3 separate regions of the Mus musculus genome follow, and all the other regions are linked to region 1. A link is a loop called in an ENCODE intact Hi-C map of the cell type or tissue named here. Cell type or tissue: heart. All regions are shown on one strand. Region 1 holds the start of Ankrd39 (ankyrin repeat domain 39). Region 2 overlaps 4933424G06Rik (RIKEN cDNA 4933424G06 gene). Region 3 holds the start of Gm33533 (a long non-coding RNA gene).

Evidence for each region. A loop is a pair of places that touch in the nucleus more often than their neighbours do. Peaks named below come from ENCODE experiments on the same cell type or tissue, not always from the same donor. Only the 100,000 strongest peaks of a DNase experiment are listed, where the experiment ranks them.
Region 2: a loop joins it to region 1, with 2.8 times the contacts of the local background. A loop is called at or near these places in 7 of 42 quality-filtered maps.
Region 3: it touches region 1 in a loop (5-fold over the local background); 7 of 42 quality-filtered maps call a loop at or near these places.

The regions. Positions count from the first base shown.
Region 1 is chr1:36,543,684-36,547,683 of GRCm38, reverse strand. Ankrd39 (ankyrin repeat domain 39) reads left to right here and starts at 432. Exons shown (of 4, transcript NM_026241.4): 1 at 432-598. The coding sequence starts at 499. In heart, a CTCF peak has its summit at 1,668; a DNase peak (open chromatin) is centred at 363; H3K4me3 peaks cover 1,475 bases; H3K27ac peaks cover 1,110 bases.
Region 2 is chr1:36,735,092-36,739,091 of GRCm38, reverse strand. The region is part of intron 5 of 4933424G06Rik (RIKEN cDNA 4933424G06 gene); the gene reads right to left. Gm33533 (a long non-coding RNA gene) reads left to right here. Exons shown (of 7, transcript XR_865346.3): 2 at 1-79; 3 at 3,819-3,895. Among named protein-coding and RNA genes, the nearest start is that of Gm33533, 7.7 kb to the left of the region's middle. In heart, a CTCF peak has its summit at 1,587 (motif pointing left); a DNase peak (open chromatin) is centred at 1,591.
Region 3 is chr1:36,742,699-36,746,698 of GRCm38, reverse strand. 4933424G06Rik (RIKEN cDNA 4933424G06 gene) reads right to left here. Exons shown (of 9, transcript NM_001374322.1): 7 at 2,038-2,188; 8 at 128-337. The coding sequence ends at 205. Gm33533 (a long non-coding RNA gene) reads left to right here and starts at 1,907. Exons shown (of 7, transcript XR_865346.3): 1 at 1,907-2,245. In heart, CTCF peaks have their summits at 44 (motif pointing right) and 1,900 (motif pointing right); no DNase peak of the experiment used is centred here; H3K4me3 peaks cover 467 bases; H3K27me3 peaks cover 750 bases.

The DNA of each region.
Region 1 (4,000 bases):
TTAGTAGCTTTCTGGCGGGTCACTGATCTGACCATGGATGGCCTACAGCTCAAGTGATGCTTGGGAGATGAGAGAGGGACTATGGGCCGCGTCTAGAGTCCTTGTGCCCTGGGGAACCTGCGAGGCCTCGGTTCTGGCGAATGCGACATAAACACTACCAGACAGGCCAAGCTGCCTGGTCCCCTCACCCTACAAGGCGAGGCTGCACGAACTGTCCTGCCTCCTCCCGGGGAGCTCAACGGATTCCCGAGCCTTTGCTCTTCCTTGTGCTTAGTTAGCCTTGGGCGCCCTCCCGTGGTAGCAAAGCAGCAAGGCTCAGTCTATCCAGCCACACCTCACCACTTTCATTGGTTGCTAAGCTAAGGTCTAAATGCAGGATTGGTTGGCCTGGGGCGAGGAGGCGGGACTCGAAGGTCAACTACGGACGTCGAGTGGTCAACCTGGGACGGAGGGGTGGGCATTTCGTAGGAGCGCTTGGCTGCAGTCCCGGCCGCCGGGATGGCGGCGCCGCACCTTTGCGCGGATGGCTCCTGCTGCTCTCACCCTAGTGCGGTGCCCGGGGTACAGCAGACGCTGGAGGAGATGGACTTCGACAGGGGTGAGAGGGGTGAGGCGGCCGCGTTGCCGGCGGCGGGCAATCTCCAGCCCCATCTCCGGGAACGTGGACTGAAGGAGGCCTCGAACCGTGTTTGGAGCTTCCGGGCCTGGTGCAGGAAGGCTGGCTTCAAAGCGTGGCAGGAAGCCCCTCGACTACTCCGTCTCGAGTGCGGACGGGTAAATTGAGGCATTGGTTTCTGAACTGGGTCTGGAGACCAACCCAGCTAGGAGACAGCCTGGTCAGGTGACAGAGGAGCTAGGGAAAGAATCTGCAGTTGGTGGTTCGTATCCACCGGGGAGGTCAGGGCAGCTGGCCCTTGCTGCTCTCGGGTGTGAGTGTACAAGTTTTAGCAATGACAGTGATCTCGAAAGATTTACTGTGGAGCGCAGGGGTGTGACTGTTTTGTCCAAAATCATACAGAGATTTTGCTATTAGCAGTGGTCCCTGTTCTTCTGTGCCGGTTACCATGTTATCCCCAGGAACAGGTAGTTTGTGCAGTTGTAGCAAGGTTGTCATCAGTGTAGGGCTGATGATACGGAACACTTGATGGTTACCATAGGAATGGCTTCCTAGCGGGCGGCGTTTCTCTACACCTCTGCTACCCCCATCTTTTGGACTAGGGACATAATAGGACTCCCCGCTTCCTCCTCTTGAAGTGTTTTCTCCGCTGTACCTTTAGAAAATAACAAATGAGATGATTACATTTACGCTTTTTTTAATTTAAAGACTATTTATGTGCATTTAGCTCCTGGAGGCCAGAATAGGGCTTCAGATTCCCTGGAATTGGCAGTTACAGATGTGACCAGCTGAGAAACAACCCTGGTCCTTTGCAGAGCAGCCAGAGCGCTCTCTCTCTCTCTCTCTCTCTCTTTTTTTTTTTTTTTTTTGAGACAGGGCTTCTCTGTATAGCCCTGGCTGTCCTGGAACTCACTTTGTAGACCAGGCTGGCCTCGAACTCAAAAATCCGCCTGCCTCTGCCTCCTGAGTGCTGGGATTAAAGGCGTGCGCCACCACCGGCCTGGTGCAGACAGAACTCTTAACTGAGCCGCCTCTCCAGCGCCTCCTATTGCGTTTAGTTCCCCAAGCCAGACTGACTGTTGTGTTTCTGTACCTCTTTATGGTTCTCACCCTTGCAGCCATCACCCTTATGTTTCTAAAATATGCAAGCCCTCTGTCCGATGACATGGTCTGTTTTGTTTGTTAGTCCGCTTCAGGCTGACTGAGGCTTTCCCGCCAGCATTCAGTTCTATGGCACTTCTTCAGGGACCCCCCTTCCTTAGAGAGTCCTCAACCTGGGGACAATTATGCCCAGTTTAGGTCTAGAGATATTTTTGTGTGTCACAGCTAATCTGACCCGCACAGGTTGGCTCCCCACAACAGACATGATCTGCCTCAAAATGTCAGCCCTTCCTGTGTGGAGGAAGAAACCTTGTGGTATTCAAAGCCCTGGCATTTCCACTCTGGTTACCCTGTTACCTTAATGCTTTGCTCTCTTTGTAGCAGTTTGGACTGACTCAAAGGCTGAGACGGGAAGGTCACAGTTCAAGGCCAGTTCAAGGCAGAGCATGTTAGACACTTTGTCTCAGAAATTGTTTGTTATCACCTGCTGCAATTTTATCAGCTTATTCTTTTATTTATTTTTCACATGTGATAAAGATACCTATTATGTGAATTTTTTTTTTCTGTAAAGCATGGGGTTTATTTATTTATTTTTTTAGTTTTGAATTAAATCTGTTTTGGTGACTTTCTTTGTGTATGTATGTGTGCTATGTTTTGTTTTGTTGGTCCATCTCTCCCCACCCCACAACCACAGGGTCTCACTATATAACTCTGGCTGTCCTGGAACTCATTTTGTAGATCAAGCTGGCCTCGAACTCACAAAGTGCCATCTGTTTCTGCTTCCCTGGTGCTGGGATGAAGGTGTGCACCATTACTGCCTGGCCCTAGCAACTAACTACTCTTGACTACTGAGCCATCTCTTTGATTACATCTTTGATTACATATATATATACATATACATATATATATATATCACAAGTAAAAAATATACAGTATATATAATTATATATATACAAATTATACAGCCATCTCTTTGATTACAGATATATATGTGTATGTGTGTGTATATATATCACAAGTAAAAAAATAAACAAAAATATAATTATTTATATATACAAATTATATATGCACACACATGTTTAACGTATATGACTGTTTTGCCTGTATGTATGCACTATGCATATGCCTGGACAGGAGATTGGATCCCCTGAAGCTGGAGTTACAGATGGTTGTGAGCCACCTTATGGGTGCTAGGAATCAAACCCAGGTCTTCTGAAGAATGAGTTTCATCAGAGCAACAGTTCCTGAACCAGCTCCTCTCCGGCTCTCCAGCTCTGGTTGTTGTTGTTTTGATTTTTTTTTTTTTTTTAGATTTTTTTAAAAAATTTATTTATTATATCTAAGTACACTGTAGCTGTCTTCAGACGCATCAGAAGAGGGCATCAGATCTCATTATGGATGTTTGGGAGCCACCATGAGGTTGCGGGATTTGAACTCAGGACCTTAGGAAGAGCAGTCAGTGCTCTTAACCATTGAGCCATCTCTCCAGCCCCCTTGTTTTGATTTTTTGAGACAGGGTCTCACTGTGTAGCTCTGGCTGTCCTGGCACTCATTCTGTAGACCAAGCTGTCCCTGAACACAGAGATCTGCCGGCCTCTGTCTTTACAGGCCTCTGGCATTACAGGCGTGTGCTACCATGCTCACATCATGGTTATCTTTATTTCTGTATAATTCTCATCTCTTCAACCAGTATCTTTCCCATTTGTGGGAGCAGAAGAAACCCTGAGTGAATGTGTGTTACCGACATGAGCAGGACATGCTAAGGACCAGAGCCTCAGACCTATAGGGAAATGGCACCTGCACACACACTCACACACCACACACACACCAACACCAGGGGTGGGTCCAGGCTCAGAGGGGCAGTAAATCCTTCCTCTGGTCCATGTGCAGATGTTGACAATATGTGTAGAAAATGCCCACCATTTCTCCCCCTGAGTGTTTTTTACCTGAAGGCTGCTCCCCTGCAGAGACCGCTCCTACTGAGATTAGCTACAGCTGCCTCCTTGTTCATCTGTTTGTAATAACCCCACCTCCTTGTTCATCTGTATACAACCCCACCTCCCTCTTCGGCTGTATTTCCATAACCTCACCTCCTTGTTCGTCTGTCTATAATAACCCCGCCTCCTGTTCGGCTGTCTGTAACTACTCTGCCTCTTTGATACAATGACCTTGATTATCTGTTCAACTGTTTCTAATAACCATGCTAAGCTTTTGGGATACTGTAGATTTCCTTCAGAGTCCACCAGTCCCAGCTTCCCCACTTCTCTGTGTGTCTGGGCTCCA
Region 2 (4,000 bases), 190 kb before region 1:
CCGCCAAGCCTGACAACCTAAGTTCAAGGTCCAGCATCCACAGGATATAAAGAAAGAACAGGCTCCTGAGACCTCCCAGGTACACTGGGCTCTCTCTCTCTCTCTCTCTCTCCCTCTCTCTCTCTCTCTCTCACACACACACACACACACACAAATAATATAACATAACATAACATAACATGATTTAATTTTTTTTAAACCAGAAAAAATGGCTCAACAGTTAAGAGCACTTGATATTCTTGCAGAGGACCTGAGTTTGGTTCCCAGCACCTACATGTCAGCTCACAACCATTTCTATCTCCACTTCCAGGCTATCTTGCACCCTCTTCTGGCTTCCATGGGCACCGGACATGCATATGATGCACAGGCTTGCATGCAGGCAAAACACCCATGTACATAAAATACAAGTTAATTTAACATTAAAACAACCTTTAAAGGTGTGGGGCTCAGCGGCTAAGGGCACTGGCTGCTCTTCCAGAGGAGCTGGATTCAGTTCCCAGTACCCGCATGGCACCCAACAACCATCTGTAACTCCAGCCCCAGAAGAAATCCAATACCCCTTTTCTGGCCTCCTCGGGCCCCAGGTGCTCCCACAGTGCACAGACACACACAGACAAAACAGCTATACTCACAATATAAACATATTTCTGCCGTATGTGCTCAGAATCAAACTCAGGTTCTCTGCAAGAGTGATAAGCACTTTTAATTGCTACACCATCTCTCCAGATCTCCACATTATTTTTTGAGACAGGGTTTCTCACAGGAATTCATAAACTGACTATAGGGACTAGCCAATAGACCATCTCTGCTGCCCTAGCACCGGAATGGAGGTGCGGGCCACAGTACCCAGCTTCTCACATGGGTACTGGGGATCCGAGACCTCAGATTCTTCTATTGTGCAGCAAGCATTTTTACCAGTGCCGCTATCTCACCAGCACAAATAATCAGTTTATATTGTGAAAATCAGTTTGGTATTAATTGGCTTCAAACCTAATGTAGGTAGCCAACTACATACCTTGGGTTCTAGGAAGAAAGAGGAAGGAAAAGAAGGCCAGTGTGTACTTAAGATTGTGGCCATGTGCTCTATAAACAAGGCTCTATAAGGGAGGAAAATATCAATATGCTTATTAAAGTGACACTAAAGTGAGGTCTTCTATACTCCTGGGCAAATATTCCAGAAAAACCTATCAAGAAGGCAGGTTAGGAACTTCCTTAAGGTTTAAGATGAGATATCAAATTTGTATCGGGGAGCTGAGCCCAACAGAGCACCTGGCTCCTGCTAGAGAAACAATAGAGGGCAAGAAACAAGCACCCATATTTAAAAACTATCTCATACTCTAAATGCTTTAGAAGGGAAAAAACACTGTCTTTGCTGCTGCTCAATGACAAATATTCTGACACCATCAGTCATTCAGCCAAAGGCAGGTTGACTGGAGACAGAGCTTCCCACCCAGGGACACTGGGGTAAGTGTCTAAAGATAACACCTGGATTATGTTGCTCTGGCTGATGTCTGCAAAACAAAACACCAACTAGACTTAACTGCTATCCCTGTCATTCTCTATTTGTGGGTCAGCACTGCCCCCTGCTGGACATTAGACTTGCACCAGGTTATTTAACCATCCCCTAGATAGGAAACTCACACGGAGTAACAGTGTGGCCACACACAGTAACAATGTTGCCACATCAGTTACAACGCTGCCACCCCAGATCGCTGTGGAGATAAAATGAATAAATACAGAAGAAAACTCCAAGAGCTGACAGCCGGTGAGTGCTCACTCTGTTGGCACAATAGCGATTACTATTGTGCCGGTCACCCCCAGATCCATTTAGTAAATAACATTCAGATCAGCACTTCATATGCCCTAATGCCTCCATGGGGCAGTGTCTAACCTGTACTAAACAGTGCTATCATCTGCCTTATTGTCATTGAAGCATAGACTACATAAATGACGACTATCAGGATCAGTGAGATGACATACATGCAGATACTCAACATACCCATAAAAATACATAGATCTTGAAAAACAAGCCTACCACAGCAAATAGAAATTGAAGAATTCATTCTCAATATGTAGATATATGTACATACTTCTGTATGTGTTTGGGTAGAGAGGGGGATAGATGATAGATAGATAGATAGATAGATAGATAGATAGATAGATAGATAGATAGATAATCTTTCTTATATTAGTCCCATAACTTCTAACTTACTCAGAAAACAGTACAAGCATTTCCTGCTGAGAGAGGTACTAGACAGAGTATAACTGTATTTCCACTGCTCATAAAGATTGTCTTAGAGATAGTAACAACGTAATTAACGAGTATGGGTGAGAGACTCTGTAATTTGTAAAGTAAAATTATATCTGCAGATGCCATACCATACACACACACATATTCATATTAATATACAAGAATCGAGTAAGGTCCAGTCTTAGTTTGCTTCTCCAATGCTGTGATAAACATCATGGGTGAGAGCAACTGGAGAACAAAAGGGTTCACACGGCTCACAGCTTACAGTCCATCATCCCAGGAAACCGAGGCAGGAACCTGGAGGCAGGACTGAGGCAGAGACCACAGCAGCATGCCGGCATGCTGCTTACTCACTCGCCTTTTTGCACAACCCAGGACCACAGCCCTCTGGACCCTCCTGCATTGGTTAGAAAAAAGAAAATGTCCCCCCCACCACCACCAGACATGCCCATGAGCCAATCTGATGGAGGCAATCCCTCAGTTGAAGTTCCCTCTTCCCAGGTCACACTCAAGTTTGTGTCAGGATGACAAAACCAACCAGCACAGATGTTCTAAGAATAGGAAATGACCATGCATAAACCAGTTTTCTTCCTACCAAAAATTTTTTTTAAGATTTATTTATTTATTTATTTATTTATTTATTTATTATATGTAAGTACACTGTAGCTGTCTTAAGACACTCCAGAAGAGGGCGCGTCAGATCTTGTTACAGATGGTTGTGAGCCACCATGTGGTTGCTGGGATTTGAACTCCAGACCTTCGGAAGAGCAGTCGGGTGCTCTTACCCACTGAGCCATCTCACCAGCCCCCTACCAAAATTTTAATTTAGTAGCATATAGAATAATAGGGAAATCTTCACTTGCAATAACAATACATAAAAGTATAATTTAGCAAATAAACATTCTTATACACACATAAAGATATATATACACATAGAAACATATATATACATACATATAGATATACATACACACAGACATAGGTAGATGATAGATAGATAGACAGACAGACATATATATATTCCTATAGCTAGATAAAAATAGGGAACACACTGAAGAAGGCAAAGACATGCTTGATAATTTGTCCATGGTATCTTCATTTCTAGCCTGGGATAATTCAACACCGGTTTTTCCAAAATGATGGAGAAAAATACAAACAAGCTTTTAATAAAATTAGAATGGTGTTAAAGTTTATATGGAAAAAGTATTATACAAAATGGCCAGAAAACCACTGGGGGGAAAAAACCCAGAAACTATAAAGGGTTCTACTAGATGTTTAAGCAAAATATTAAAATATTAAGCCCCCTATTAAAACTGTGTGATGATGTTACACAAGGAGATGAATAGGAAGCTCAGATAGAACCCCAGAGTGTGTGTGGGGGGGTGTTACTCCATGATAAAGGAAACATATCAGACCACTGTCATTACGATGGACTTTCTAATAAATGGCACTGAGACAACTGGTAGCCACTCCAGGGAAAAATAGGCTGATTGTATCTAAAAACTGTTTAGTGAAAAGCTTCATGTTTCAGATTTGTTATCTTTTCTTGGACATGGCGGCTTTGCAGACACAGGTAACAAGGGAAAAGTAGACGTTCTGGCCCTCGCCCACTCCTTAGGCCATTGTCTCCAGGCCTCGCTCAAGGTATGTCTAGTTTTCTACCGATGAGATGCCCAATTGTATTTAACATATCGTTGGCATGATATTGATAGGAAACAAAGTCAAGGATATTAGAAATACTCATTTTAG
Region 3 (4,000 bases), 200 kb before region 1:
ATGCCCACACGAGAGGCGTACACGAGACTTATCGCTAGGGGGCGCCACCCGCCACTGCTTCCACCCACCCGCACTGATGTGAAGCCCACATTTCCAGAGACCAGCTTTAGAAGAGTTTCTTGCCTACCTTGGACTTCTATCCGGGTAGCGCAAAAGAACTCTCTGGCAGTGGCTGGGTGGCCGTTTGCTGGCCCCTCCACCGGCTCAGACGAAGGAATTGTACTTCAGGTGCTTCGGCTTTCCCATGAATTTTTTGAGGTCCTTATCTTGGGAATTTTGCCACAAAGACTTCCCATTCATTATAAAAATATTGTATGTCATGTTCGCTGGAGGATACCTAACATGAAGAAAACAAACCACCACACGGCTCACTAAACACACAGGAGGGCCACTGCGGTTTCTGATGGATCTGAATTCTATTACCTCAGGGAAGGTCTGTCCTGAATGACAGGCCCTCTGACCCAGGGTCACAAGGTGCCTCTAGGAAACGCCTCCATTGCTTGCTTTTCTCCCCACCCCCCCCCACCCCAACACACACACCCACCCCCAACCCCACCCCCGCTCATCCTAACCAGTTTTTTTCCAAGAGAAAATAACTGATCCAAGGATGGGCCCTGGTCAGGTCTGTAAGGTGAGCCAAGCTTAATTTCAGACCCCTCAAATCCAGGTTCCCCAACCCTGTCTCAGAAGAGTAAGCTGGACGTGAGGTAGCTGTTGGCTAGTCTGCTTGGGTGGACTACGTGCCAGAGGCCTTGGCACTTAGAGAAGGGAGTGATAAGCTCTCAAGGAGAAAGTTAACTACCACAGCCTCAGACCCAAAACAAAGGGTGACAAGATGAGTGTCACCACAGGAGGTGGCCTGTAGCTGGCTGCCATCAGGAATGTGTGTCTCAGAGGATGCAGAGGGGCGCATATGCTGTTCTTTCAAGTTATTTGCTTCTGCTGTCTGCCTAAGGTCCCTGTCTGTGCCTAAACCCTGTCTTTGCCCCCTTGAGGTTCCTGCTGTGCCAGGCATTAACCCATTGTTGACAGGATCGTGAGAGTGTCTAGGAAGACAGAGACAGTCTACTAGAGGAAGTCTAGTCAGCACAGGCAAACCAGCATACACTGACTGGATTCAGCCTCGCTCTCTCCCCACATCCACCCCCCCCCACTCTGCACCTTCTCATAGCCGTGCTTTGCCTTTTTTGCATCTAGAGTCTGTAGCCAGGTGTGATGTCGCACACCTTTAGACCCAGCATCCCAGAGGCAGAAGCAGGTAGATCTCTGAGTTGAAGGCCAGCCTGGTCTACAAAGTGAGTTCTGGGACGGCCAGAGCTACACAGAGAAACTCTGTTTCAGGGGGAGGGGGAGGGGAATAGATTAGTTTCCAGTCTTCTAACCAGAAGCTCTGCCATCTCCCCTCCAGTTTCCTCTTGGTATGAGGAAACCTGGCTAATCTGTGTGGCCTTGAGAAGTAAGTCAGGGACTCCAGAGTTTCAGAGTGCCTCAGAATTGTCAGATAGTGGCTGAAACCCATCACCTGGGAACTTTTATTGACCATGCTAGGAGATGCCAAGACATAACAGGAAGACATTCCTGTCTTCCCAACATCTGTGATCTGTAAAAAGCAACTGTGCTTCAAACTCCTTGAGTCATTTGTTTGCTTAAAAACAACAACAAAACCCACTTTTGGGGGGGTGGGGAGTTTGAGACAGGGTTTCTCTGTGTAGCCCTGGCTGTCCTGAAACTCACTCTGTAGACCAGGCTGTCCTCAAACTCTGAAACCCACCTGAATCTGCCTCCCAAGTGCTGGGATTAAAGGCGTGCGCCACCACTGCCTGGCAAAACCCACTTACATTAACTTGCATGTATGGGTGTTTCGCCAGCATGTACCGAATGCATGCAGTGCCCTGGGAGGCCAGAAGAGGGCACTGGATTCTCCTAAAACTGGAACGGAAAGTGGTTATGACCCACCTGTGCAGAACGGAACCTGAGCCATCTCTCCACCACCCAACTTCTCGAATTCTTAGCAGACAGATGCCAAGAGCCACTCACTTTGTCTGTCTCCGCCTTTTATATGTGACCAGTGTGAACACCACCAGCACCGTCACCAGGAGGACTGCTGCCATGGCAACGGTAGCAGAGATGATATTCTTCTGCAGGAAGCTCAGCAGCTGTCCGCACGGCAGACTCTCCCTGGAGGCACCTAGGTAGGAAGACACAAGAGCAGAAGCTAGAGGAGGCCTGAATCCATCCCTGACAGGTGACTAGCAACCAGGACAATCCGGTGGGCGGCCTTGCTCAGAGCAGAAGTATACATACTAGCACCTCAGCCACTGGCTTCAAAAGTCCAGCGGGGGAAGGGACAGGCCTTGCCGCCAGTGACAAGCTGAGATTCAGAGGGTGTGGGCTGACAAGCAGCAGCACGTTCATGAAGAAGAATGAACAAACCATAGGGTGCAGGAAGTAAGAAGACAGGAGGTGAGGTCCGTGGGGAGGCAGAGCGAGGAGGAGGAGGTGGAGAGGAGGCAGGAACGTCCGACTTCAAAGGCTTGGAGAATCACGGACAGTGTAGTTCAGTGGTAACCCAATTGTTTAACAGGCTGGAGACACCGGATTAAATCTCCGGCACCGGAAACTGGACAGCAAAGGGCAGAGTATTTGAATTACAGCTACTCACCTGGCAGTGGCCAAAATAACTCTCTATTGCCCCCTTCTTCCTGCCCCACAAGCTTTTAGAAATTCTACTGCAGATTCAGTCTGCCTTGTGTGTGTAAGCATGATTGGTCATCTTGACTGTGATCTTGATACAACGGAGACACACACAGGAGATTAGAATGAGTGCTCGTGTGTGTGTGTGTGTGTGTGTGTGTATGTGAGAGTGTTCCCATGGCTGACATGTGAGACAGTGACAGAAGGCAGAGATTCATCTTGAATTTGGGTGGCACTCTCCAAAAGGCTAAGAACCCACACAGAATAAAAATAGGAAAGGAGGGAGCCAGCCAATGAGGGGAGGCATTTTCCTCTACTTCCGGCCAGCATGTAGTCAGTGGCTGTTCTCCACCATGCTTTCTGCCTTATCAGAGCCTCAGATCAAGGGGACAGCTGACCATAGACTGGCACCTCTGAAATCCAGAGCCAAGATAAGCTCTTGAATTTGCTCCTCTCACATATTTGCCACAGTGATGAAAAACTGACCAAGATTGTGATTTGAAAGATTCCTGACTGTCATCCTGTGTAGATGGTGCCAGAGATGGCCTTGACTTCTGACAACCCTCTGGGGACTTTGAGAGATCACAAGGCTGGCTTTGGAATGCCAGCTGACATTTGTAGACTTGGGGAGTGGGGCGTCTCTGATTCCATTTATAATCTGGTCAGAGGAAGGGGAGGGTTTGAAGACTTGGGAGAAAAGATACGTTGAGAGGAAGGAGCGTCCGAGTGACGAATGCTGAAGAGATTGGGCAACACAGGCAGAGAGTGCTGCCCAAGGGCTGTCTTGGGTTAGGGGGTAAAACCGGAGCCCAAACCTTCCTCCCAGGTCCATGAGGAGTATCTCTGAGGGCTATGCTGCAAAAATTCAGCACTAGCAAGTTTAACATTACATTTTCTTTATTTTGTGTGTCTGTGTGTGTATGTAAGTGCGCCTACACTCGCTATGCACGAGTGTAGCCAATTTGTGGGAGTCCGTTCTCTTGTCCTGCCAGGAGGGTCTGGAGGATTGGACTACAGTTGCCAGGCTTGGTGGTTAATTCCTGAAAGTGAGGAAGGAATAACAGGGTAGACGGAGCGGCTGTATGGACAGGTATAGTGGGCACGGTACCAGCATGGGCTCAGCCTCTCCCCACTATCAACAAGTGCAGGCTCAGTCAACCCAACAAGAAGGAAGAAGCCAGACCCCTAGGAGATTAGATTAACCTAGGACAGCCTCAGGACCCAGCAGGGGCAGCGCCTCAGACAAGGATCCCACATTCTAAATGACCCTGGCTTTCTAGAAAAACAAAACAAAACAAAACAAAAC